Regions from separate parts of the Homo sapiens genome. Here all the other regions are linked to region 2. A link is a loop called in an ENCODE intact Hi-C map of the cell type or tissue named here. Cell type or tissue: dorsolateral prefrontal cortex. All regions are shown on one strand.

The links. Hi-C counts contacts between places; a loop is a spot of excess contacts. Peaks named below come from ENCODE experiments on the same cell type or tissue, not always from the same donor. Only the 100,000 strongest peaks of a DNase experiment are listed, where the experiment ranks them.
Region 1: a loop joins it to region 2, with 6 times the contacts of the local background. A loop is called at or near these places in 2 of 110 quality-filtered maps.
Region 3: a loop joins it to region 2, with 4 times the contacts of the local background. A loop is called at or near these places in 60 of 110 quality-filtered maps.
Region 4: a loop joins it to region 2, with 1.0 times the contacts of the local background. A loop is called at or near these places in 109 of 110 quality-filtered maps.
Region 5: a loop joins it to region 2, with 7 times the contacts of the local background. A loop is called at or near these places in 106 of 110 quality-filtered maps.

What each region holds. Positions count from the first base shown.
Region 1 is chr7:95,042,880-95,047,879 of GRCh38, reverse strand. All of the region lies in intron 2 of PPP1R9A (protein phosphatase 1 regulatory subunit 9A), which reads right to left. The region is part of intron 3 of PPP1R9A-AS1 (PPP1R9A antisense RNA 1); the gene reads left to right. Among named protein-coding and RNA genes, the nearest start is that of PPP1R9A, 140 kb to the right of the region's middle. In dorsolateral prefrontal cortex, a CTCF peak has its summit at 2,087 (motif pointing right); a DNase peak (open chromatin) is centred at 2,089; H3K4me3 peaks cover 1,160 bases; H3K27ac peaks cover 3,097 bases.
Region 2 is chr7:95,681,971-95,686,970 of GRCh38, reverse strand. The region is part of intron 2 of LOC105375409 (a long non-coding RNA gene); the gene reads right to left. Among named protein-coding and RNA genes, the nearest start is that of PDK4-AS1, 88 kb to the right of the region's middle. In dorsolateral prefrontal cortex, CTCF peaks have their summits at 657 and 2,698; a DNase peak (open chromatin) is centred at 690; H3K4me3 peaks cover 286 bases; H3K27ac peaks cover 1,238 bases.
Region 3 is chr7:95,606,341-95,611,340 of GRCh38, reverse strand. It overlaps PDK4-AS1 (PDK4 antisense RNA 1), which reads right to left. Exons shown (of 3, transcript XR_001745287.3): 2 at 1,479-4,401; 3 at 224-797. Among named protein-coding and RNA genes, the nearest start is that of PDK4-AS1, 12 kb to the right of the region's middle. RefSeq lists enhancers at 1,740-2,939, 195-4,031. In dorsolateral prefrontal cortex, no CTCF peak of the experiment used is centred here; DNase peaks (open chromatin) are centred at 1,588 and 2,430; H3K4me3 peaks cover 1,449 bases; H3K27ac peaks cover 3,828 bases.
Region 4 is chr7:95,525,145-95,530,144 of GRCh38, reverse strand. ASB4 (ankyrin repeat and SOCS box containing 4) reads right to left here. Exons shown (of 5, transcript NM_016116.3): 3 at 1,842-2,332. Among named protein-coding and RNA genes, the nearest start is that of ASB4, 42 kb to the right of the region's middle. RefSeq lists an enhancer at 2,137-2,638. In dorsolateral prefrontal cortex, CTCF peaks have their summits at 2,534 (motif pointing left) and 3,772; DNase peaks (open chromatin) are centred at 2,084, 2,534 and 3,794; H3K4me3 peaks cover 1,123 bases; H3K27ac peaks cover 2,854 bases.
Region 5 is chr7:95,508,864-95,513,863 of GRCh38, reverse strand. All of the region lies in intron 2 of ASB4 (ankyrin repeat and SOCS box containing 4), which reads right to left. Among named protein-coding and RNA genes, the nearest start is that of ASB4, 25 kb to the right of the region's middle. RefSeq lists an enhancer at 1,700-1,849. In dorsolateral prefrontal cortex, CTCF peaks have their summits at 1,777 and 1,985 (motif pointing left); DNase peaks (open chromatin) are centred at 1,963 and 4,473; H3K4me3 peaks cover 312 bases; H3K27ac peaks cover 3,217 bases.

The DNA of each region.
Region 1 (5,000 bases), 640 kb after region 2:
GTTCAGCCTACAGCATACATTTTTGTAAAAACTTCAAACACTTTCTATATGGAGTACTTCCAACTGCAAAGGCCTAATAGAAAAAGCTACCCCAAGAATGTGTCCCCTTTACATCTGTGCCTCATACCACAATGCAAAAGATAAAGTGGTCCCCAATGAATCACTCTCTATAACTGGCAAAAGTTATTGCAAATTTAAATGGAAAATTTAAGGCCATTAAAATAATCTGGTGAAATCAAGAAAATTCTTCAAAATCTCCTTCTTCAGTTTCAGCAAAGGTACCACCTGACAAAAAGTGTACTCAAACAGTCTTTTTGGGCTCAACAAGGATGTCAGCTAGGGCACTCAACTATATTTACAACAAAGCAGTATCAGAAACATTCTTTACTGTGAATAAACAATAAGCTCATTCAAAACAGACAGAAAAAGATCCTGGAGAATTGAAGCCATTATGTCTCAAAAAGTGAATTTCTAAAAAGAAAGGTTTCTAGCAAGTTAGAAAATGATAGATTTTGTCACTGAAGACTGAAACTGTATTGACAGCTCTCTATAACTGGCATAGTACACATCAACTAAAAAATGTACTCTAAAGCATTTGTGCCGAAACACTGCTTAATAGTCCCTGCTGATAAAATTTATTCATGTATACTATAAAAGTAAAAAGCCATTCGAAATAATAAAAAGAGATGACATGCTGACTTTAATCTTGGGGCTGGAACCACCACAACGCCCTTAGAGATAAATATGAAGCAAATCTCAGCTGCTGCCAACTATGGTGTGTGTTACACAGAACCTGGAGAGCTCTAACTGGTCCCTCTCTGTTCTCCTGAATTACTCCATTGTTGAAATCAACAAATCCAGGAGAGAGCCCAGCACCACAACCAAGACATACAAAAAGCTTTCAATTACAAACACCGCAATAGATTTAGCTTAGTGGTCACAGTTGGCTGCAAACCGTTTCTCTGAGAAGGAAAAAGAAGACTTTATCTACCAAGGTGGTTATAAACATTAGAGAATAATTTTGGAATGCAGGGTCAAGAAGACCAGAATGTGTGCTTTTCATTCAAGGATTCACGAGCTTTTATTACTGGTCTAATTTAATCAAAGATAACGCATTGTTTAGAAACAAGCAATTGAAAGCTGGTATGAAAAAGAAGGAAGTGAGAAATCAGTAGCAAATAAGTAGCAGCTGATGTCCCCATAGCTAAAATGCATGACAGAGAATTCCCTGGGCTCAATCCAAGTATTACCCATGCAGGCCTCTATCTTTTCTCTCTTAAAAAGTATCTTCTTAGAAAATGTGCATATTAAGAAAGAATTTAAATACAACAGAAGAGAAAAATAAGAGTTTCATATGATATTCCACAATTCCGTGTTATCAAATAGCAGAGTCCAAAAGGTTTTAGGCAATGCCAAAGGCCATCGGGTTATCTGCTTTTAGAAAATACAATATCTGAAACATTTAATAGAAATACTACCTAATCTTGACCAGGTATGGTGGCTCATGCTGGTAATCACAGCCTTTTGGTAGACTGAGGCAGATGGATCACTTGAAGTCCAAGACCAAGAACTTGAAGTTCAGGACCAGCCTGTCAACATGGTGAAACCCCATCTGTACTAAAAATACAAAAATTAGCCAGGCGTGGTGGCACATACTCCTGTAATCCCAGCTACTCGGGAGGCTGAGGCAGGAGAATTGCTTGAACCCAGGAGTCAGAGGTTGCAGGGAACCGAGATTGTGCCATTGCACTCCAGCCTGGGCGGCAGAGCGAGACTCTGTCTCAAAAAAAAAAAAAAAAGAAAAGAAATACTACCTAATCTTAATGATACTCAACACTGATAATTATACAAAAGAAAAGAAATACTACCTAATCTTAATGATACTCAACACTGATAATTATACAGCCTTCTTTAGTAGCCTGGTATGTGTTTAATAACCCGTTAAATTCAGAAATTATAATTAACTATTTTCTGTTGCTCCATTATAAGCCCATTTTCTCCATTTGATTTTTGTTGCATCAATATATTACAGTAGGTAGTTAGGCATGAGCAGGGCAGAAGAGGGCTCCCCTCGCCTACTAGAAATGTCAGGCAACCATACAGTAGGTAGTTAGGCATGAGCAGGGCAGAAGAGGGCTCCCCTCGCCCACTAGAAATGTCAGGCAACCATCAGGTGATGGTCCCACAGTTGACACACCACTTCTCTAAAAATGATCATTGGTCACAGGCGCCAAAAAGAGGCAATTTCACAATAGATAAAAACACTTGAAATTGGTAACTGGCAGCTCAGGAATTGGGCAAGTAGGCTTGGGCATGTGCATTAAGAGACAAAATGGCAGAGTATGACCTTCCAGGGGCATTCCACTGAAAAAGGGAAGAAAGCCTCAAGTGAGCATGTGTACAACTTCTTAAACACACTGCGCATGCTCACCTCCCAAGGGTTAGCAGGCCACTGCGCATGCGGGCAGCCCACCCTAAGAGATGGGAAAAGGTAAACAAGGCCCTGTAAGGATGCCAACATATAAAACTCCAAATCAAAAGGTCATACGCCACCATTGACCTCCAAAGTGCCCGTTTAGGTCTCTTCCAAGTGTACTTTCCTTTGTTTCCTGCTCTAAAGCATTTTAATAAACTTCCATTCCTGCTCGGAAACTTGCCTTGGTCTCTTTTTCCACTGCATGCCCCTCGGTCGAATTATTTCTTCTTAGGAAGCAAGAATTGAGGTTGCCATAGATTCGTATAGCTTTGCTGCCAGTAACTCGGATATTTGCCACCACTAACAAATATATTATTTCACATGCTTGAAGGAGTTAAAAGGAGTCAATCATCTTACCTAATTTTCTAAGGACAAAATGAAGACCCAAGCCTTTTCAACTCTAGTCCTAGAACCCATTTTCTATTATTTTCATCATTTTTATTGCCCTTTACTGAAACCACTTAAATTTTTAAAACCAAACCTATTCCACTAACAAAAACTGGGTCAAACTATGTCAAAATCAAAGACTGAGGTCAGGCACAGTGGCTCACTCTGTAAATCCCAGCACTTTGAGAGGCTGAGGAGGGAGGACCACTTGAGCGCAGGCATTCCAGACCAGGTTGGACCACACAGTGAGACACCTCCATCTCTACAAAAAAATATATATATATTATATATATATATATATTTAATTAGCTGGGTGTGGTGGCTCACACCTGTAATCTCAACACTTTGGGAGGCAGAGTTGGAAGAACTGCTTGAGCCCAGGAGTTTGAGGCTGCAGTGAGGTTTGATTGTGTCACTTAACTCCAGCCTGCATGACAGAGCAAGACTGTCTCAAAAAAAAAAAAAAAAATCCTGAAAAAAATAGTTAATAATATCAGCTTATTGATTGTATAGTCCCTTACTTTTCAAGACATTTTCAGCTTTTTTCTCTTTTAGACTCATTAGACCCTTTCAAGTTAGAAACTTGAGATAATATTCCTGATCTTGCAAATGATACTGCATGGGCAAAAATGTTCATATTTTTTTTCTTTTAAACTTCAATTACTTACATAAAGCAGAGGAAACACAGGAGGAAAAGAGTATAAAGAGCCACAGTTAAGGTAGAGGAGGAGAAAGTAGAGGGAAGTCCCTTCAGGTGGCTCATTCTTTTTAGTAAATAGGTGAGAATGATGGATAAAGTGTGGCTTTCAAGATCTGAGGCAAGAGGGAGCAGTTAGAACAGCCACTGGCAGACCCCCTCCAGAAATAAAGGACAAACAACTAAAACACTGTAACTGCCTCATTTCCTGTTCACCTAGCCTAAGGCTTCTTTTGATTTTTCTCTTTTTCAGTTGAGTTTTGAAGCAGTCTCCAATGTATTGTTGTGCTTCTGCAATAAGAAGGATTTAAATCTTGATCAAACTAAGGAGTGATCCACTAATCTTATTTCTGATATTAATGTACTTTAAACCCTAAGAAAATTAATGAACAAGAGGCTTAGGTATTTCAGGACAGAACTGGAAGAATCAGAGTACAAAACAAATGGCATGGAGTAGCCAGTAAGAGGAAAGTTAAGACTGGGTCTAGAGATGATGTTTTAACAGTTTATCGTTAGAGGAATTTGATGTTAGAATTCCCTAAATGTTGCCAGCTAGTGACTATCTGGGCCCGGTGGCACAGGCAGTAAGGAAATTTAACAAGACAATAGTAGATAAAGAAAAGCAGATTTATTAGAGAAAGTATGAAAATATGTTGTAAGACAGGCAGCACAGCAGAGAAGGGGGCTGTCCGCAAAGATGCAGGGGCTGGAGGGAAGTTTTACAGGGTCATGCTAGAGGGGGTACCTGGAGAACAAGGTCACTGTGCCTGCAGAAGTAGGTCGAGATCACTGTGCCCTTGTGTTGTTTGTGATTAGCCATCTCTCAGAACAGTTGTTCACTGTTCTTCCCCATCTGGGGCCCTTCCTCCTTGTTGCTTACTTATCAGGACTCCACACAAAACATCATGTACAAGTTTTTATTCATTTGTGTTGTATGTTATTACTGTCCAAAATATTTTAATTTTATAGAAAGCACAAGCAAGGGTATTTAGTGAAATGTGCCTGTTTTTTCTCACACAGTTATTCAAGGCAGATATGTCTTACCACTCTGCTTATATTATCCTACTGAGGTACCACTAATTACCCCATAGCATAGGCATACCTCAAGTAAAAGAAAACTCAAGGGGAATTTAAGTCTCTCTAGAATTTAATTTGAAATCTCATTCCCTTAAGTGATGGAAATATCACAAAAGAATAACGTAGGTTTAAAGAAGGTAAAGAAGAAAAGACCTAATTTAGCAGCCTCATTTTTTATATATGCTACAGGGACTGCATAGTAGCAAATTTTCCATATGTATCTTACTTGTGTGGAGAAAACATTTTAAAAATATGGTTCTAAGTTAATGAAATTGTGTAGCAAATGGAGTACCTAAAATCTGTCTTAAAGGGACTTTTTTTTTTAACAAAAATATACTTTTAGATGTACCAGAAAAATAAAAT
Region 2 (5,000 bases):
CTCAATCTAGCTTTAGAAAAAGAAAGTTATTGTCCTTACAACAGAAAAATCAGAGGTAAATTCAGGGCTTCCAATATGCCATCAAAGTATTCAAAGAATGCCATTGAAGTGTGCACGTCCTTTCTCTCCTCTCTCCCTTCACTCTTTCTCTCTCCTGCTCCCTCTGCCCAGGCATTCTCCATTCACTTGCTGGACTGGGAAGCTTCTAGATTGCATCCTCATAGCTCCTTCCTTGGGCTGTATTTCTTTAGCATCTCATTTCCTATTGATGCAGGTTTGGGGTTGTCTCTGACATTGAGCAATCACAGGAACATTTTGGCGGCAAGGTTGGTATTCCGTAAGTGACACAATTCACTTAAAATTTATTAGCCAAACTGTGATAGGGTAGATATTATCATCCACAATTTACAAGGGTAGAAACTATAGCTTTTAATAAACATAAGTGCCTTTGCCTAAAGCTACCCAGACAGTAAATTATAGGAACAGGATTTGTATCCAGCTGTATCTGATGGTAAATCTATGATGATGGTCAAAACACTTGTCCAACAACTCCAATAGAAAACCAATCATTACACCTCTATCCATACGCCACCTCCACCTCTCTGAAAAATAAAAATAAAAAAAGAAACATAAGATTCTTACTGTGCCCTGTAGGTGCCACTCTTGCCACGGGATAACTCTTTTCAGCACTGCAGCACCGAGCTGACATTCTAGAAGGTGGAAGAAAGCCCGCTCATCCAATTTATGCAGCTGACATTTCAGCACCAGCAATCCATATATGGCTTAGAACTCCACAACCTCACTCTACTGTTACTGTATTTTTTTGTTTAAATATATATGTGTATATATATATTTAAATATGTGTGTGTGTGTGTGTGTGTGTGTATAATTGTTGTGAAGAGTTTATGTGGTTCCCAAGATTTGAAAATACAAGGTATACAGTGAAAAAAATCCCCCTTCCAATCTTATCCCCCAAACCCATGTTCCACCTCCACCCCGTGGGTAACGATACTTCTCAGTTTATTTTCTATCTTTACTGAGATATTCATACACATACAAGCAAATACGAAAAGACATTTCCTTTCTTCTTTCTATTTTTACACAAATATTTTGCACAAACATCTTCACTTTTAAAAATTTCTCCTAACATATCTTGAAGGTATGTTCATATTTAGACAAAAAGAAATTCCTCATTCTTTTTTACAGCTCCACGTATTCCCCTGTATGATAATTTTTCATTTATCCAGGCCCTTGTTGATAGACTTTTAGACTGATATATTTTACTGTTACAGATAATAATGTAAGGAATACATATTACTTTATTTCACATGTAAGAGTCTATTTGCAGAATAAATCCTAGAAATGAAATTGCTGAGCAAAAAGGTAAATGCATTTGAATTTTGACAAACATTTCCAAATTACTCATCATATGTATTGTACCATTTTAACACTCCCACCAGCAAAGTATCATAATTCCTATTCTGTCATAAGTTACACAAAAAATGAGTTATCAATATATTGGATATTTGCAAATCTGATTGTGGAAACCTGGAGTGTCTGTGTGATTTTATTCTTATTTCTTGTATTCTAAATGAGGTTATGCATTGTTTCATTTATTAAAGAACCATTGCATTTAGCCGAGATTTTTCCACTCACAAGGGTTAGAATACCAGACTCATAGTGACTGAATCAAAGAGAGGAAATTCATTTTTCACATAACTGGACATGCATGTACTTTGATTTCAAGGTGAAGGATCAGAGGTAGGATTAGAATTTTCCTAAGGAAAATTAGAGTTGTGTAACATAAAGGAAAATGAATGAGTACCAAGATGGGTACCCAGCATCTACATGTATCTCTCTCCCTATACATACATCTCAAAAAGTGCTCATGTCTACAGAAAAATTTTAAAATCATTTACTCCTTATCTAGAGGGAGGCAACCTAGTGTTTATTACTTCAAATCTGTAATATCTAAGTGATATGCATTCTTGCTTATATCTAGACTTGGTTTCTCATGGCCCAGTAATTTATAATACATCATAACATTAATCATCCTCAATCAATATACAAACTATTAATTGATAAAGGATAATATAAGTGCCGTAAAGACTCCATTGTAAGCACAGAAAATGGGAAACACAACAGTGCTGCCTAGAACACAGTCCATGTCATGTCTTAGAGTTCCTTAGCAATATAATCTGGCCCTTCTGGTTTTGTTCTCTGGAAAATTTTTCTTTGAAATGGTCTGTGTTTGGCTGTGACTTTGAGCTGCCCACTTCCTGTCGTGTGAGTTTGGAGGACCTGGGATTGCCTAAGGTTTGAACATCCCTGACTTACCAAAGTTCTGAGTTATAAAGAGATAACTTTAGCATGCTAGACATTTAAAGGAAAGCAATATTGTCTACATTTTACAAATGAGGAAATGAAGGCTTGGAAATATTAGGAATCTTAGCCCATAGTCATAAAGATATGAGTGACAAGAGCAGTGTCAGAATCCAGGTATATTTCCTTCTTTCAGCATACTGTCATCCCAATGTGCTCTCTACAAATTGGCTTTGTTGGTAGTGCTTATATTGGTAATTATCAAAACTTTTATTTCTAGCAACAGGAAGCAGAAATCCATGGTCACAACTCCCAACCACGTTTTCTAAACTCTTGTCTTTAAAGGGGGACCAAAATAATGAAACTTCTCAATTTGTCCTGTAGGGGCCATTTTAATCATGGAATATCTCTTTTGAGCACTACAGCCCTGATCTTTCAAAGCTGCAATAGATCAGAAATTCTGGAAGGCAAAGAAGTTTGATGTGTCAATGTACGCAGCCAACAGGTCAGTGCCAGGATCTCTACACATGTGTTTAGTGATTTATCATTATAATAAATCAGTTAGGACTCTGTTACTTACTTTAAAATAAATTTATTGGATTTGTAAAAATAAGGAATAAATTTATATGAAAAGAATAAGGGAATATTCAGTGAAAACAAAAACAAAAAGCTCCTTTTCAACTTTGTCTCATCTGGTAAGTCCTCATGCCTGCTTCCCAAATATGTAACCACTCATTATTTTCTTCCATGTCCTTCCAGAGATTGACATATATTTGAATAAACATTTTCTGTCCCCTTCCTTTTATACAAGTGGTAGCACAAAATTAATTGATTCACCAAACAACATATATCAGAGTATTCCACCATGTGGTTGTACCATACTTCATTTAACCAGTCTCTCTTGATGGACATTTAGGCTCATTTATATCTTTTATTGTTATAAACAATACTATAATGAATAGCCTCATATATTTAGCATTTTTCACATGTATAAGTATATTTGTGGAATAAATTTCTAGAAGTAGAATTCCTGGGTTTAGTCCATGAATTTTTTATTTTAATAAATATTCCCACATTGCCCTTCATAAACATTGCAAACAGCTTATATTTCATCGACAGTGTATGAGCGTACCCACTTTCTCACAGCTTGGCCAACATAGCCTGTTATTGAACATTTAGATCTTTTCAAATCAGATAGGTGAAAATGGCATCTCTTTTCATTTTAATTTGTTTCTCTTGTTTTGAGCAAGCTCGAGCAACTTTTCATAAGTTGATAAGAGACAATTGAAAAAGTCAGAGGACTTTTACAATTGCAAGTGTCTGAAAACCAAACACTATCGGGCTTAAAGAAAAACTGGTGATTTTTTAATAAGTTTATGTAGATATTTTAAGAACACTTAGCTTCCAGATTTCTGGGGCCTTGCCTCTAGGTCATGAAAATCTCCAGAAAGCAACTATGGTCAGTCTCTCCCTCTGCCCCTGTGCTAAGGGACAGTGATACCTTCTTGGTCCGGGGGCTGTTGTTTTCCCTCCCAGATGCTGACTCATGACCATGTGTGATTCTGGGGCAAGCAGCTCATATGGAGGTGTGGGGATGATCTACTTACAAGACTAATTCCTCTTAGAATAGACTTTTTTTAATTTAACTTTTATTTTAAGTTCAGGAGTACATATGCAGGTCTGCCATACAGGCAGACTTGTGCCATGGGGGTCCGCTGCACAGACCACTTTGTCACCCAGGTGTCAAGCCCAATACCCAGTAGCTATCTTTGCTGATCCTCTCCCTACTCCCACACTCCACCTCCCAACAGGCCCCAGGGTGTGTTGCTTCCTTCTGTGTGTCCATGTGTTCTCATCATGTAGCTCCCACTTATAAGTGAGAACATGCAGTATTTGCTTTTCTATTCCTGCGTTAGGATAGATTTTTCTATCCATTTGGTTGTCGTTCCTCAACCTATAGTGCAAACTCCTCACAGAGTTAATAAATTCAGGCCTGGTTCCGGTTCAAGATGGTTGCCATAGTCACCTTGTCACCCTCAAGAGGGAGTGTTTTTCTCCTTCTACGTGAACCCAGTGGAAGCAGGGTCTTCACTGAAATTTCTTTGCCCTCTCTGCTCTATTCCCTAAAATCTGGTCTTTATTTTTTCCTTTTCAGTCAACATTTCTGCAACACTCATCTCTCCCTCTTCCACCCTTCATAGTCTTGTATTCCTTTTTAACATTACCACAACATACATTTGTCTTCATGCACCTGTTATTGAACGGACACAACCTTGTCCATTCATTTGCTTTACTGACCTAGCTTTTATAGGCACCTGTCTCTGAGACCTACAGTTACTCTCCTGCATAATTTGAAGAAAGGAAGCACAAGGAAAGCCATACTTTCAAATTCCAAATTTAAATCGGGAGAAGAAAAAACGTTCCAGAGTTTAATGCTTTGCCCACATGATGCCAAACTAACTATTCAAGAAGAAAATTGCTGTCCTTCCAATAAATTCAGTTTTTTTATTAAATTGGTTTAATTGACCAAATGTTTTGCTTTTAGATGAACATAGCTTCAGCCTGCTGTTTTGTGAGCTTGTTAGAGGCCATAGGTTGATTGGAAAAGCCAGGAAATCCCAATGATAACCTAGGAAACATTTCAAAGTATCAGAGGCATCTACTGTAAATGTCGTCTT
Region 3 (5,000 bases), 76 kb after region 2:
ACGTCCTCAACTCATACTTCTCTGCTACAAAATACTCCTTCTTTTTTTAAACTGAATAGTTGCACTTAGTGATAAGACGTATAAAACTTAGAAAAACTTATAAAACTAGAAAGAAATCTCCAAATCTATACATTGTTAACAGAATGACCATGAACACAGGAAAGCGTGGTCATGTGGGGGAGGGGGATGTGGCCAAAGGGGGAGAAGGAGACAAGACAAAAAATTCATTCAAACCAAAATGAATTTATTTTTCTGATATGGCCTCTAAATTACCAACATGTCCTTTGTTTTGATGCTAACCTTTTCTGGTAATTAAAGTTTGGGTGTTAAAGAAAAAACAATGCCTTTAAGTACTAGCAAGACGTCAGGAAAATGTCACTGTGAAGGCAAATTATTTTCATCTGCTTAGTAAACTTTTTGATTGATGAAAAGTCAATACTTCACCAATTCTTCTTGCAGGTGTTGTTTGTCTGATATGTCTCCTGTGTCATCTGGATACAACAGTTTAAACAGTATTTTAATGAGAAAAATTGCCTGTGGCTGACCTGGAACTGCCTCAAATGAATTTGTAGCTGATAAGATGTTTGCTTGAAATGTTCTTTGAGGGACAAATCCATTATTCGTTGCCACTTTTTCCAAGGTTCATGGAGAAATTAGCTTAATTATTCCTTGCCAGAAGAAAGCAAATGCTGCTTTTTTGAGAAAGAAGGGCAAATGCTATTATTCACTGGGTTTCAGCAATTCTTTCATAAATCAGCATAGTGAAGTTGGTAGACTAGACCATTAGACACCTTTCTCTGAAAGATAGAGTACATTATATTAATTATTCTTCCTCAATGTAGAGGCAAAAGAAAAATATGAGTTTCCTTAAAGGCTGTGTCAAAATATTGAGATAAAATGTAGAAATCTCAGTCATTCAGAGACGTCCTAAATATGTCTAATATTTCTATGGCCTCCTATCTCCTTTCAAATTGATGTAGGGTATAGATTTTCCAATTGCATCCTGAAATACCATATCCGTTAGCAGCCAAGGAAGGATTAGCATAACTCAGAAGCACTCACTTAAAAGAAAATCAAAAGAAAAATAAGAAAGAAGAAGAAAGGACAGGGAAAAATAGGCCATCCAAAAATTAAAGCCATGCACCATTACTGTCCTCTCCATACAATTTCTGGGTTCTTTCTCTTATAATAACTTAATGGTCCTCTATGCTGTTGCTCAGCTGCTCCAGTGGGAATGCCCCATCCTCTCAGAGCACAAATCCTACCATCTAGCTGATTCTAGACATTTTCATGACAGCCTGTTTACCACCCCATAATCCCAAAGTTAAGAGAGGCTATCACAGCTCCTTCTTAGCTAGCTCAGTTTTCTTTGAATGAAGTTTACACCAAACACGTTTTCATCCAGCCTTGTGAGCAACCAAAGTCTTTCTTGCTTGAATTAATTTACCTTTGGGGGTTGGTAAATGGAATTTATTTACCTTTATTTAGATTCCCGATGTTTCAAGAGGAAATGCTTGTAAGGAACTAACTCTGGAAACCATCTGAGAGGAACACTGTTTGCACAGCACTTTTCAAAATAATAGCATGGCAGGCTTCCCAGTTCACAGCCACAACATCCTGCGGAATCAGCTGAGCTTTTAAAAAAGCTAACAACCAGTTTGAATTTGAGCAATTATTTGGGGGTTCAAGGCAGCAAAGCTTTTGTTCTTAAAATCTAGAACAGTGGTCTTCTTACATCATCATTCAGATAGACCTGAAACAAAAATTTGACACCAAAAAAAAAAAAAAAAAAAAAACTGCCCTTACCACAAAGATGCTTTTTTCCCTTGATTCTATTTCATTTTAATGCTGTTCGTGACTCATTAAACTGATTTCATGATCCACTAATTAGTTACAACCCACAATCTAAAAAGCACTTGTCTAGAACATGGAGAAGTTCTCTGCTGACCTGGAGTCATTTCAAACACCATGTTTTAAAGATTTCACAGCAATGTTGCAAATTAAACTACCTGAAGATTAGGAATCATTGCTCTAGAGCAATTGATAAGAAAACCTACAGGTTTCTTTATTGAAATACACTTTTGAAAAGAATCTCACCTGGCAGTTATTTTAAATAATATAAATGTAGCAGTAAGTAGGCTGTTGATCAGTTTGCCATACTCAGTACAGGGTGATCTATGAAGTACTTTGCAATCTGTTTTTTCCACTTGAGCAGCAGAATTCCTAACAGCCAGGAGACTCACGCAAGAACACAGTGAGTAGCTGAGCCTCATGCAAGAACACAGTGTCAGATCAGGGCTATGATAGAGACGCCTTGGTCTCCCCGACCTTTCCCCTAGTGAGCTCTATTTCCATGAACAGAAACTAGATGCCTGGGAGCTGAGGCATGGAAAGTTATTGCTGCTCGGCAGCAGTGACCCTTCACCTACTAAACTTCCCCTTGTTGACTCTGCAGCCAGGCAGTCCCGCCCAGGCTGTGGGTGTGGGACTGACCTTTCACCAACTTAGCCTGCTCGAGAGAGCCCCAGCATCTGCTTAGCTTCCGCAGGCCAGCTGCTTCTTCCTTCCAACACAATGTTGGTAAAAATTGTGCATAGCAGAAAGTAACTTTCTTTTTTCCCTAGGGCATTAATTTATAGGTTTCATTTCTTATTTAAAAATAAAAATAAACAATCCCTCACTCCCTTTGCTCCAATACACAGTGCATTTTGAGAAGCCTATTTGAAAGAAGAAGTGAGAGAACCCTAGTGTGCAACGGGTGGAATAAAGAACAAAAAAAGAGGACCCTTAACCCTTCCTATTTGTACTTCCTTTTGAGATTCTGCACTGACTGTTGAAACACGGTCAGGCAGGCCTGCTTTCCTCAATCAAGAACACAGCCATGTTGCCCAAACTCAGCATTTGTCAGGCCCTCGAGTTATTTTCAAAATGGGAAACTAAAGGGGGAAAGAAGTATGTGTCTGTGTGATTATTGTTAAAGTTGCAGACAGTCTCGTTTTCTCTCTGGCAAAGTCTAACTGAGCTCAAGAGGACATCAGGTAAAATCAATTTTGTTCAAGAAACAAACGGTTGAGTTTCCAGCATCTGTTTAGTTTGTTTTAGCATTCAACTGTTTCACACAGTTGCCTGGTTTTGGCCAACAGGGCAAATAGGTATTCTTCTAAAGTTTCAGAAAGGCAATTAAAAAAAAAAAAAAAAATCTTACGCTTCTCAATCCCCAGAAGAGTGTGACAAGGATTTCTGTTTAAACTGAGATTTAGAGAACCCATTTTTCCTACCAGCTGTATGACTCTGGTGACTTAACTCTTCTGCTTGTTTTTCCTCTGCGATTGAAAATGTTGGATTAAATGAATGATTTTCATGTTTTCCATTGACAGTCTCACTAAAGGACAGTTCTTCTAAATGTAAAGGGGAGGGTGGAGGTAGGGTGCTGCTGCAGGGCAGAACACCCCACCAGCAGCTGCTTGGGCCCCCAGCCCAGTAACAACAGGGGTTGCATCTCCCAAACATAATTCACTGATCCACTGATCTCTGGAGTCCTGCGTTGGGACGAATCCCAAGGCCGCATCAGATCACACAGGAGAAGATGTTATGATCCATTATTACTGGTGGCAGCCAAGCTGGAGAGGGAAGGACTAACCACTTGCATAACATGTAATTGCTTAAACTAGTATTTTCAAACAAATGCAGAAATTTTAGTATGACATCTGGGTATCTGTCCTTTTACTGCCAAATATGTAATGTACAATGCATTGCTCATACCAATAGGCCAGTGAACATAAATTGCAAGTAGTAAGGAATATTAGTATAACTGACTGAATTTTCCCATTTTTACCTAGACAGTGAATGCAATGGTGATACAGCTTTGACTGCCCCTGCACTGGGTTAAGCAACAAAATCACAAAAGAAAGTGACGTCTAAAATTTGTCTTTCAGATGACCTGGTGCTTGATTGTGCTCCTTTTACTATCTGACACCCCCAAAAAATTAGTCTAAGGCAGCCAACCAGTGCTACACAAACCAAGGCTGGAACTTAGCAAAACCTGGAGTTTTCCAAGTAAAATAATTCTATTTGAACTCAGTGTGTGTAGTAGAGGATACAGGAAAAAGAAAGGTCCTATTCAGTGATAATCTCAGGAAATTCATGCAATGATCAGCAATCAGAGGAAAGGAACAGGCCACAAAACTGTAAGCAAAGTTTCATGTTCAGTATTAGTCCACAGAAGACAATGAGCAGGAATAGTAAGGGAGAAATCTGATTGCAGGCTCTTCAGGTTTTGAGTCTCCAAGCCTCGTGGTATGCCCGAGCTTGTGAGAAATCGAAGGCAGGAAGTTCTCGCCATGGTTTTCAGCTCCATCAGGTCATTTAAGGTCTTCTCTACCATCAGAGTGAACAGATAACCTACAGAATAGGGGGAAATTTTTGCAATCTACCCATCTGACAAAGGGCTAATATGCAGAATCTACAAAGAACTTAAACAAATTTACAAGAAAAAAATCAAACAACCCCATCAAAAAGTGGGCAAAGGATATGAACAGACACTTCTCAAAAGGAGACATTTATGCAGCCAACAGACACATGAAAAAATGCTCACCATCACTGGCCATCAGAGAAATGCAAATCAAAACCACAATGAGATACCATCTCACACCAGTTAGAATGGCAATCATTAAGAAGTAAGGAAATGACAGGTGCTGGAGAGGATGTGGAGAAATAGGAACACTTTTACACTTTTGGTGGGAGTGTAAACTAGTTTAACCATTGTGGAAAACAGTATGGCGATGTGTCTGGAATTGGTGGGTTCTTTGTCTCACTGACTTAAAGAACGAAGCCGCAGACCCTTGCGGTGAGTGTTACAGTTCATAAAGGTGATGTGTCTGGAGTTTGTTCCTTCTGATGTTCGGACATGTTTGGAGTTTCTTCCTTCTGGTGGGTTCGTGGTCTCGCTGGCTTCAGGAGTGAAGCTGCAGACCTTCGCGGTGAGTGTTACAGCTCTTAAG
Region 4 (5,000 bases), 160 kb after region 2:
TAGCACACATAATCTGGCATTCTCTTTTTTTTTTTTTTTGCCCTGCTTTTTCTCCATAGCACCTAACATATCAGAGTATATTTATTTGGTTGTTGTTTTGTTTGTTTCCTGTCTCCCACTAGAAAGTATCTTTCATGAAGGCCTTTGGTTCATTGCTCTACCTCCAGCAAATAGAACAGTACCTGACACTTCGGAGGTGTTAAGTAAATATTTGTTAAATAAACAAATGAGTGAACTTGACACTTACTCTGTGTGACTTTATGAAAATATATTAACACTATTAGCTTTAGCTTAGTCACCTTTTAAATGTGAGTAATGCCAGTGCCCACCTCAGAGTCCATTATAAAAATAAAATGAAATAGTCTGTATAAAACCTATTTAGAGCTCAACACAGGACAGTTACTGTAACATTATTCTTATTCTATTCCTCATCTTAATCATTTGTAGTTCCCTAAAAAACTTTTGGAAAATTCATGACATTCTGGGCTTTACATATAATTTTTTAAAAAAGAATTAGTTAATCTTCCATTAGCATCCTGATAACCAAGAGAAAATTCCTATTGAGATCACAGGATTGCTGAACCCATCAAATCTTCATTTGAAAGTTCTCTGGTTTGTCCATCTGGAATCTGCCCTGACTGAAGGCACTACCCTTAAATTCTCTAGTAGAACTTTTCTTCTAACTAAGCCTCACACTGCAGGACTTCAGACAAGTCCCTGACATTTTACCCAGGTAAGACGTAGAACTTAAGCTGTGAATTCAGAAAAACATCTGTTACTTTGCTTTCTGTGGCCTAATTAGTCAGTTGTTGTATACTTCAAACTCTTCTTGTTGTTAATTAAATTTTTAGAGCAAGGGGGAAACCTAAGTATAGTATTATTTGATTTATTTTCAGGTAAAATGCATTTTGGCCTCCAAATTAATTACTAGCTATAAAACTATGCAAAATTCACTCTCTTCCATATTTCTGTAGCACTCATTATTCTTCTACCTTGTCATTTACCACAGCATATTAAAATTACCCCTTTATTTGCTTGTCTCATCTGCTAGATTCTAAGCTTCTTGAGGATACGTCCCATGTCTTAGTCATATCAATACTGGTAGCAACTGGTCCCTACCAGCCTGTTTGAGATTATGAATGTTGTTAAGAAAAACCGTGCAGTGTGATATCATAAGAGTAGATGCTGGAACCAAAGTATCTAAGGTTGAATCCTGGCACTGGCACTGTGGGAGCTCAGGTAAGCTACTTAACTGTGCCTCAGTTTCCTCCTCTGTCAAATAGGGACAATAATAATATATACCTCGTATGATTGTTGTAAGAATTAAATGAAGACATACAAAATGCTTATAACAGTGTGCTTATTTATTATACATAATAAATATAATTTTAGTACTTAATAAACGTTAGCTTTCATTAAACTGGAAAATCGGGTGGCCCTTTCATGGCTACAAGCTAATTTCAAAGCAGGCTGAGTCATCTTTAGATCAGTCATTCTGTTTAAAAGATGGCAAATGTATGCCTGTCTAACACTATTCACCTTTCTGGCAGACTTACCTCAGTCCCTCAGGAAGCCACCAGTGCACTGGTGTTCACACAAGGCAAAACAAATTATTTGCTACTCTTTTTCTCATTCTAGCTCTCACACCCAATTTCAAGCAAACCTAGACTAGGATGAGATGAGGAGACAGCTAGGATTAGGTATGTAATGGAAGGTCAAAGAGGATCAGAGGTAGTTAGCCCAGGACTCAAGCCTCAAGCAAGCTTGAGTTACTTGGAGATTTCAGACAAGGCTGCCATTTGAATCTTCCTCAACCTGCTGACCACTGGGCAGAGCCTCACCTTATGGAACTGTGGAGGGTATATTCGGGCAGCCCCATGGTTCAACAGGAGCTGGTAGCAGATCTCAGGCTGGGCAGCAGGGCGCACGGAGGTGACCTTCAGCACGTACTGGATGGCAGCACAGCCGTTGATATCCATGAGATTGGCTTCGGCGCCAGCTTCCAGCATCATGTGCATGAGCACGTGGTCACAGTTCCAGGCTGCCTTGTGGAGGGGAGATTTAAAGTCGTCATCTCGGGCATTGACTTCGGCTTTGTAGTCAAGCAGCATGCGGCAGACCAGGTGGTGCTCCGTGCTGTACTCCTGCTCCTTAAAGCGGAGGGCCCAGTAGGCGGCGATGGCCAGGGGGGTCTCCATGTGGGCATTCACGCTGTCCACTATGGCCCCGTGTTCCACGTAGAAGGCCACCAGCTCCGAAAGGCCGAAGTGGGCAGCCGTGTGCAAGGGCGTCTCCTCATCTTGGTTGTTGGTCTTCATGTTCACATTCGCCCCTATAAAGGGAAATTGAGGAAGACAATTATTTAAACATGTTTTGTCATTATTCCTAAGGTTCATTAAACAAGACTTTTCTCACTGCTTCTCTTTTAACTTCTGACTGCCGTATATTATCCCCAACCCTCAACCCCTTTGCCCCCAGGCTCTCTTCCTGGGCCTCGTGGAAGCCATTCCCTTGAAGCAACAGTGCCATCTCCTGGACAACCAGCAAAGGTACCCAGGGGAGGAGAAGGAAGGATTTGTGCCAGAATGCTGGAGCGTTGCTGAATTTCACTTCTTACTCCCAGGTGGATTTGGAAATACCAAGAGATTTCTACAACTAAATCTTCTTAATCAACATAACAATGATATTTGCTAATATCATTAAAAACAAATGTTATGTCACAACACTTGACTCTTTAAAAATCAACTGTTTAGAATATTCCACAAAATAATACTTTTCTTCTCTTTCATAGCAGATAAACCTAAAAGTTTGATGCAAGTAAACTTTAGTGGTATGGAAACTTCCCATCCCTTTGACTGAAATTGCAGTATTAGGGCTGCCCAAGTCTGTGAGGCTTTCTTGGAACGCAGCACCACCACCACCACATATGCCTGTGCATGCACACACACACATACACATGCACACACACACACGACTTTAGTCACCAAACTAGCCTAAAGGTTATATTTTTCATCAAAAGGGGCAGAAGCTGGTATAGTAGAAATATTCATTGAAAGAGAGAAAATGATTCAGAGACTGCAAAATGTTTTATTTATGGTTGACAAAGGATGTTAGAAATAGGAATTTTTTGTACTTGGAAAGCTCCTTAGAATTACTTAATCCAACCCATTTATTTAACAGACTAGAAAACTTAAGTGAATTTTGTTTTTCTAATTAGAAATGTTAAATGTGAGAGTGGTCAACTCAAGAAGCTGAAATTTTCCTTCTCTGCCTAATTTAATGAGGTGAACCAAATGACCCTTAGGGGGCCAACTCTAATATCAGCGCTGCTGGAATTTTTTATAGCTACTTCAAGTATTAGTCTGTACAGACTTATTATTATTATTGTTATTATTATGCTAGTAACTAGTATTTATTAAGCACTTAACCATGTGAAACATTCTGGGCTAAATGCTTTTCATATATTGCCTCATTGAACCTTCCAAGTAATCCTTTGCAGTGGGTGCAGTTTTTAATCCTAATTTTATGGATGAAGAAATTTGTACTCAGAGAGGTTAATAATTGGCCAAAAGTACAACCAGCTAGTTGTCACGAGTGCAACTAGCTGGGGCCGGTGTCACAGGTGGTAAAGTAATTTACCAAGACAGTTGTAGGTAAAGAAAGGCAGATTTATTAGAGAAAGTATGTATGAAAATGCGTTGCAAAGTTGCAACCGGCAGCACAGCAGAGAAGGGGCTGTGTAGAGGCAGGGTGCAACTGCAGCGAAGTTTTATAGAGTTGTGCTGGGGGGAGCTGCTGTGCTGAAGGAGGTCATTGTGCGCACAGAACAAGGTCATTGTGCCAGGAAGAAGTCATTGCTTGTGATTTCCCATTTCTCAGAACAACTGTTCATTGTTCTTCCCCACCTGGGGCTCTCTCCCACTGGGGACCCCTTCCTCATTGTTGAACCAAGGTTTGAAAACAGACAGACTGGCTTCGAAATTCCTTATCACTGTTCTATTCCACCTCATATTACTTTTCTGAAGGAAAATTTTTCTGTAGTTTACTCTCTTTTACTATATGAAAACCAGAAAGTACTAGAAAGATAACATTGCATTTTGTTAGCTTTAAAAAAAATCCGTTTACCATGTATTGTTCCTTTATGCCCTTATTTATGGCATCTCCTGATCATATGGAACATATTTGAGAAAGCCAAAACTCCTACAAGCATGCTCAATATCCTATACAAACTCAGTCCCCAAGGAAGGTACCCAAGAGTACATTGCTCTGTAAACTCTGAGACTGTATTCCTAACTTGTAGAAGGCAGAATTGTAACCAAAGATGGTCTTTCATGAAGCCATCTGTGTTTATCAGTATTCTGCCCTAGAGAAGTTCTGGGTCAGGTCTTATTTCAGGTCAGCTCGTCTTTGCTCTGGAGTGAAATGGAACGAATGAGAATGTCTTCCCAGAAGCCATGTGCAGGGTCACTTCAGATGCTGGAGAATTTCCAGTAAGGAAGAGAATCAAAGGGTCAGGATGAAATTCTTACAGGCCAACTTGGAACAAACCACATCCTTTTTTAATGTACTTGGACATTTACGATTGATCTTTGACCTGTTGGTGCAACTAGATATGCTACATGGTTTCCTTTTCTGAATAGGAGTTCCTTATTTTTATACTTGAATTGTGTCGCCAGTGTAACTTTTCCAGGAAATATATAAAGTACAATTATTTGGCTACTTTTTTATTTTAGATTTTGTGATTTATTCAATAAATTAGAGACCAGAAACATCAACTCCTGGGAACTTTGAAATATATTTTTAATGTGAAAATACAATGTATTAGTTTCCAAGAGCTGCCCTAACAAAATACCACACACTGGGTAGCTTAAAACAACTGAAATTTATTCTCCCACACCTCTGGAGACTGGAAGTCCAAAATTAAAGTGTCTAGGGTTGGTTTCTTCCAGAGACTTTGGAGGAGAATCTGCCTCAGACCTCTCTCCTACCTTCTGGTGATG
Region 5 (5,000 bases), 170 kb after region 2:
AAATCACTTACATTATAGCAGATAGTAATGCCTAGGATGCCTAGGGTGGGTAGGTGAGAGTCCTAGCTTCTTATTGCTGCTGTCACAAGTTACCACAAACTGGGCAGCTGAAAACAACACAAATTGATTATTTACAGTTATGCAGGTCAGAAGTCTGACACAAGTCTCAGTGGAGGTAATGGTTAATTTTATGTAACAACTTGGCTGGGCCATGCTGCTTAGCTATTTGGTCAAACAATATTCTGGATGTTTCTGTGATGTTGTTTTTCTAGATGAGATTCACATGTAAATCAGCAAACTTTGAGTTAAAAACAGATTGTTCTCCTTAATGTGGGTGGGCTTCATCCACTCCATTGAAAGTCTTCATAGAACGAAGACTAACCTCCCACAAGCAAGGAAGGGCTCTGGCAACAGACTGTATCTATTCCCTAGGTCTCCAGCCTACTGGCCTTCCCTCCAGATTTCAGACTTGCACCTCCACATTGCATGAGCCAATTCCTTAAAATAAATCATTCCATTCCCTGTCTCTGAACACACACACACACACACACACACACACACACACACACATTCTATTGGCTCGATTTCTAAAAAAAAAAAAAAAAAAAAACAAACAAAAAACAAAAAAAACCCTGACAGTGGGCTAAGATTGAAGTCAACCAGAATGTATAGAAGAGTCCATTTCCTTACCTTTTCCAGCTTCTAGAGGCTTCCCACATTTCGTGACCATGGCCTCCTTCCTCCATCTTCAAAGCTAACAATGGTGGGTAGAATCTCTTATACATCCTATCTCTCTGACCTTCCTTCTATAGCCACATTTCCTCTAACTATAGCCAAAAAAGGTCCCTGATTTTAAAGAGACATGACCAACATGGATAATCCAAGATAATCTCCTCATCTCAAAGTTCTTAATTTAATCACATCTGCAAAGTGCTTTTTTTGCCATATCAAGTAACATGTAATCACAGGCCCCAAGGATGAGGACTTAGACATCTTTGGAGGGTCGTTTTTCTTCCTAACGCACTGATAGAATCTGCCCTCAGAAGAGAAGCTGGAAAGAAGACTGACGTACACAGGGCTAAATGGAGTTCTTGCTGCACCAAATGTGAGTTCCCCTTCTAGCTATAGGCCCTAATTTCATTCTTCTAAGCCAGCATTACCCAAAGTCTGCTCTGTGGCATATTAGTATTGCAAGATGGATTAAAAATAAAAGCTCTGTGGTTAAATAAATGTGTAGATTTTATGTACCTTTGTATCTTTACAATTCACATTAGCACATGAAAGATTCTGAGAAGTTTATATTGAGGAAATCTGTCCAGTTTAACATGGATTTTCCAGGACTTATTTTTCCAAGGAATTCTCTTTTTGAAACACCTATTAACAGCTCCAGCATCATTGCTTAATACAGTGGACTTTGGGAAACGCATTTCTAGACAACATAAAGATACTTTCACAGGTCCAGGGATGGGGGAAAAGAGCCTTACATAATCCATAAAGCCTTGCTGGAGTTCCCTAGAATCAACTTGAATTATCCGTAGCCCCATTTGGTAGGTGAGGGCTAAGATTCAAAGAAGTTAAATTTTGCCCTCATGAATGGAATAGTCAAGGTCTGAACCGAGTCCGTCTTACTCCAGAACCTTCACTTTTAAGCACTGTCCTTGAGTTCCTCTTTTCATATCAAGCCATGTTCGAGCCTCCTGGCCAGCCCTTGGTTGAACACCACCCCTGGTCTAATAGGCTACAGCATGGGAGGATCAAGTGTTACAGAAGATAGCAACCTGTGCTTCCCCTTCATCAGGGGCTGGGAGCAAGGCAGTTATAGAAGAAGCTGAGGGAGTGGCAGGTTTGCTGACTGACATATACAGTCTACAGTGGAGATGAGATCCACAGAATAAGGCAAAAACAGCAAAGTCACCCAAGGCAGTCCCGAGACTAATTTACATTAGCGGCAGGACTCTAAAGTAGCAAAGGGAAGGCAGCACCACCTAGTGGACAAAACGAGAGCTCTGTATTGAGGTCACTGCAGTCAAAACCTGATTTCACTATTAAGCAATTTGTCTCAAGCTCAGTGTTTTAATCTGCAAATCTTAACCTCATAGGATAGTTGTGAGGATTAGTGAAAGCATAGACAAAGTGCCAAGCATGCAAAATAAATGCCATATCCAGCTGTTGTTATTTTTATTTATTTATTTTTTTTTTTTGAGACGGAGTTTTGCTCTTGTTGCCCAGGCTGGAGTGCAATGGCGCAATCTCGGCTCACCGCACCCTCGGCCTCCCAGGTTCAAGAGATTCTCCTGCCTCAGCCTCCCAAGTAGCTGTGATTACAGGGTTATTATTAATTATTAAGTCCAAGCCGATCTTTCTTCACGGCTCTTCCTCCTGCCCCCACCCAGGTTAATTCAACTATGCTTGCGAGAAGTGCACGTACTTCCTACTCTTACCACCCAGGTCTTTGGTTGGTGTGGCCCTCTTAATTCAAGAGTGTTGCTGAGGGCTGCCAGAATTCTGAGGCCGCAAGAAAACAAAGAAAAGGGGGCTGGAGTGATTTGCTTTCAGGGGACTCCCTAACTGGGCCTTCCCTGCAGCGTTCACTTCTTGGTGGCTCTCGGTAGGGGCGGGCTGTCAACAAAATGTTTTGTCTTGGAAAAGAGAGGGGTCCACCGTTATTCTGTCCCCATTAGCTTTCTAATTAGTAAAAACTTCAAGAAGCTGGCATGTGCTTGATTCTTAGCATCCAATTCTGAGCTTTCATCATTTCCCCTATTTGTATGTTTTCTTGGTTAGCTTAATGGAAAAACCTTCTAAAATTGTTTATATTATGTTCCATAAGTTATTACTTACAGAGATGACAAAGAAAACACTTGCATTTCTGTTTGTAAGTCTGATATCTTTTGCTAAATGGGTATTTAAAATGTTCAGAGGATAATAAGCTCCAGGCTCCCCTAAGTAAGAAACAAATTAAAGTGCTGATAGAAAATAAATAAAGAAGTACAGGCCTAAGGAAACTTCATCCTTCAATTTCCGGTTTCAGATGCTTCCAGTTATAAAACAAAGATAACACATCCAGACTGAAAACTCAAAACAGAAGACACATATGGTTTTTGATTGTAGAATTTAAAGAGAGTGGGTCAGAGAAGGAAACCTGTAATGCTAACAGGTGGGAAAGAAGGCTGTGATTACTACTTTTCCTCTGAAGCACTTGGGAATCACCTGGCTGCAGTAAGCAACCCAAACTTGAGAAAATTGACCTAAAATTGTCGTATAGGTGAGACCAAAACAATTAGTGTTTGGAGAAAAAAAGAAAAATGCTAACATCTAAGTTTAGTGACAGGGATATTTAACATACGCCTAGTTATTTCTATTATTTTAACCCTTGCTATATTACATTGTTGGAGGTAGAAATTAGAAATTGATCAAAGTGTTGTTTTTAATTAAAGAGTTTAATTTTAAGGAAAATGAATTAATGGATTTTCAATATATCTTTTTCAATCACTTATCTACACCCTTGTTGGAGCAAATCCAGAAACCAAAATAAAGGCATGATACTTAAAAGGAAAGGATCAGTTTCTGTGTTGAGAGTGTGCTTTGCAACTCCAATTCTTCATGTTAGAAAACGACAGAATGGGGATAAACGATTGCCTTGATGGGACTCATTTCGGAAGAAACATCGACAGTTTTTCATATCTTTTCATTAAACACACTTCTAATATACCCAGCTGCCTTCTCATTTTTTTTTTAAGAAAAGCCTTTAAAAAATCTTAGGATAGTTAATTTTTTAAGCTAATAGGATTCTGATATAGCATTTAAGCTTCTCTTTTAGATATTAAGTGTCACCTTAGCACAGTCTTTTCTCCTAATTTTTTAATTAGCCAAATGTCCCAGAAGGATAAGCATTATTCAATTTCCAGCAAGACACAGTGGGAGCATCACGGACCCAAAACAAATAAAATTTGATCTGCTTGAATCTGACAAGCTTTGTACTGAGGCCTGATTCAACTTATCTGAGTCTCCGATTCCTCATTTTTTAAATAAGGAGAATAATGTGCAACCTCACATGGTTGTTGCAAGGATTAAATGAAACATTTTATTTTCAAGTACCTGACATAGCCACATCATAGATGCTTAATATATATTATTTTCCTTTCAGTTTTCCCCTTCATATGCATGTATACCGGCAACATCAATTTCCTTTATATGTAGTGCCAATGCTGTTAACTTTATTAAGCTAGATTTTCCATTAAGCATTTATCCTTATTCATTAGCTAGGAGGACTGACGCACAAAGATATTAAATTATTTACTCAAGTTTAATGAATGAAATTGAAAACCCTTTTCCTCTGCTTAACATGAATGTGCCCTTTTCAGTATGCAGAGCTTTGTTGCATTTATTCAGAAGCTATTGCTAAGTGCTTAGTTTGGAATAGAGGATTAATGAGCCCGGAGACATGGCGTTGGTCACCATGGCAACCAAACTAGCTTTGCTGTGTTCCAAGCTCAAACAACGGATGTGGGATGCTTAACTCTGGCCTGTGGTATATAGCTGGGTGTTCTTTTTCATATATCTGACTCCCCATTGCTCCTTCCAATTACTCCCTAATTCTCGTGGAAAGATAAATAAAAAGAACACCCCTACTTCTTTAGGGCTTTGCTTTTTCAGCTATACCACCTAATCTCCTTCCCGAATATAATTATCTTCCCATCTGTTTCTTAAGATTTTAGCACCTAACTCACATTACTCCTCACCTCAAAAATTCCTGACATTATTTTGGGGGTCTTTAATACCACATGAATGACCCACCCAATCTCCTGGTCTCCCCGTTTCTGAATCTCATTCACTTCAGTGACTTTCTCCTACTCTGACTTGATGACTCCAACCCACAGTCATACCTGGACTGAGTCGTTATCTGAAATTTATCTGTCTCCAGAAATCACTGATTCACATATCCAATTCTCTGCCCACAATCTTCTGTCTTTGCATCTTGCTTGTTCAGTGTCCACTAT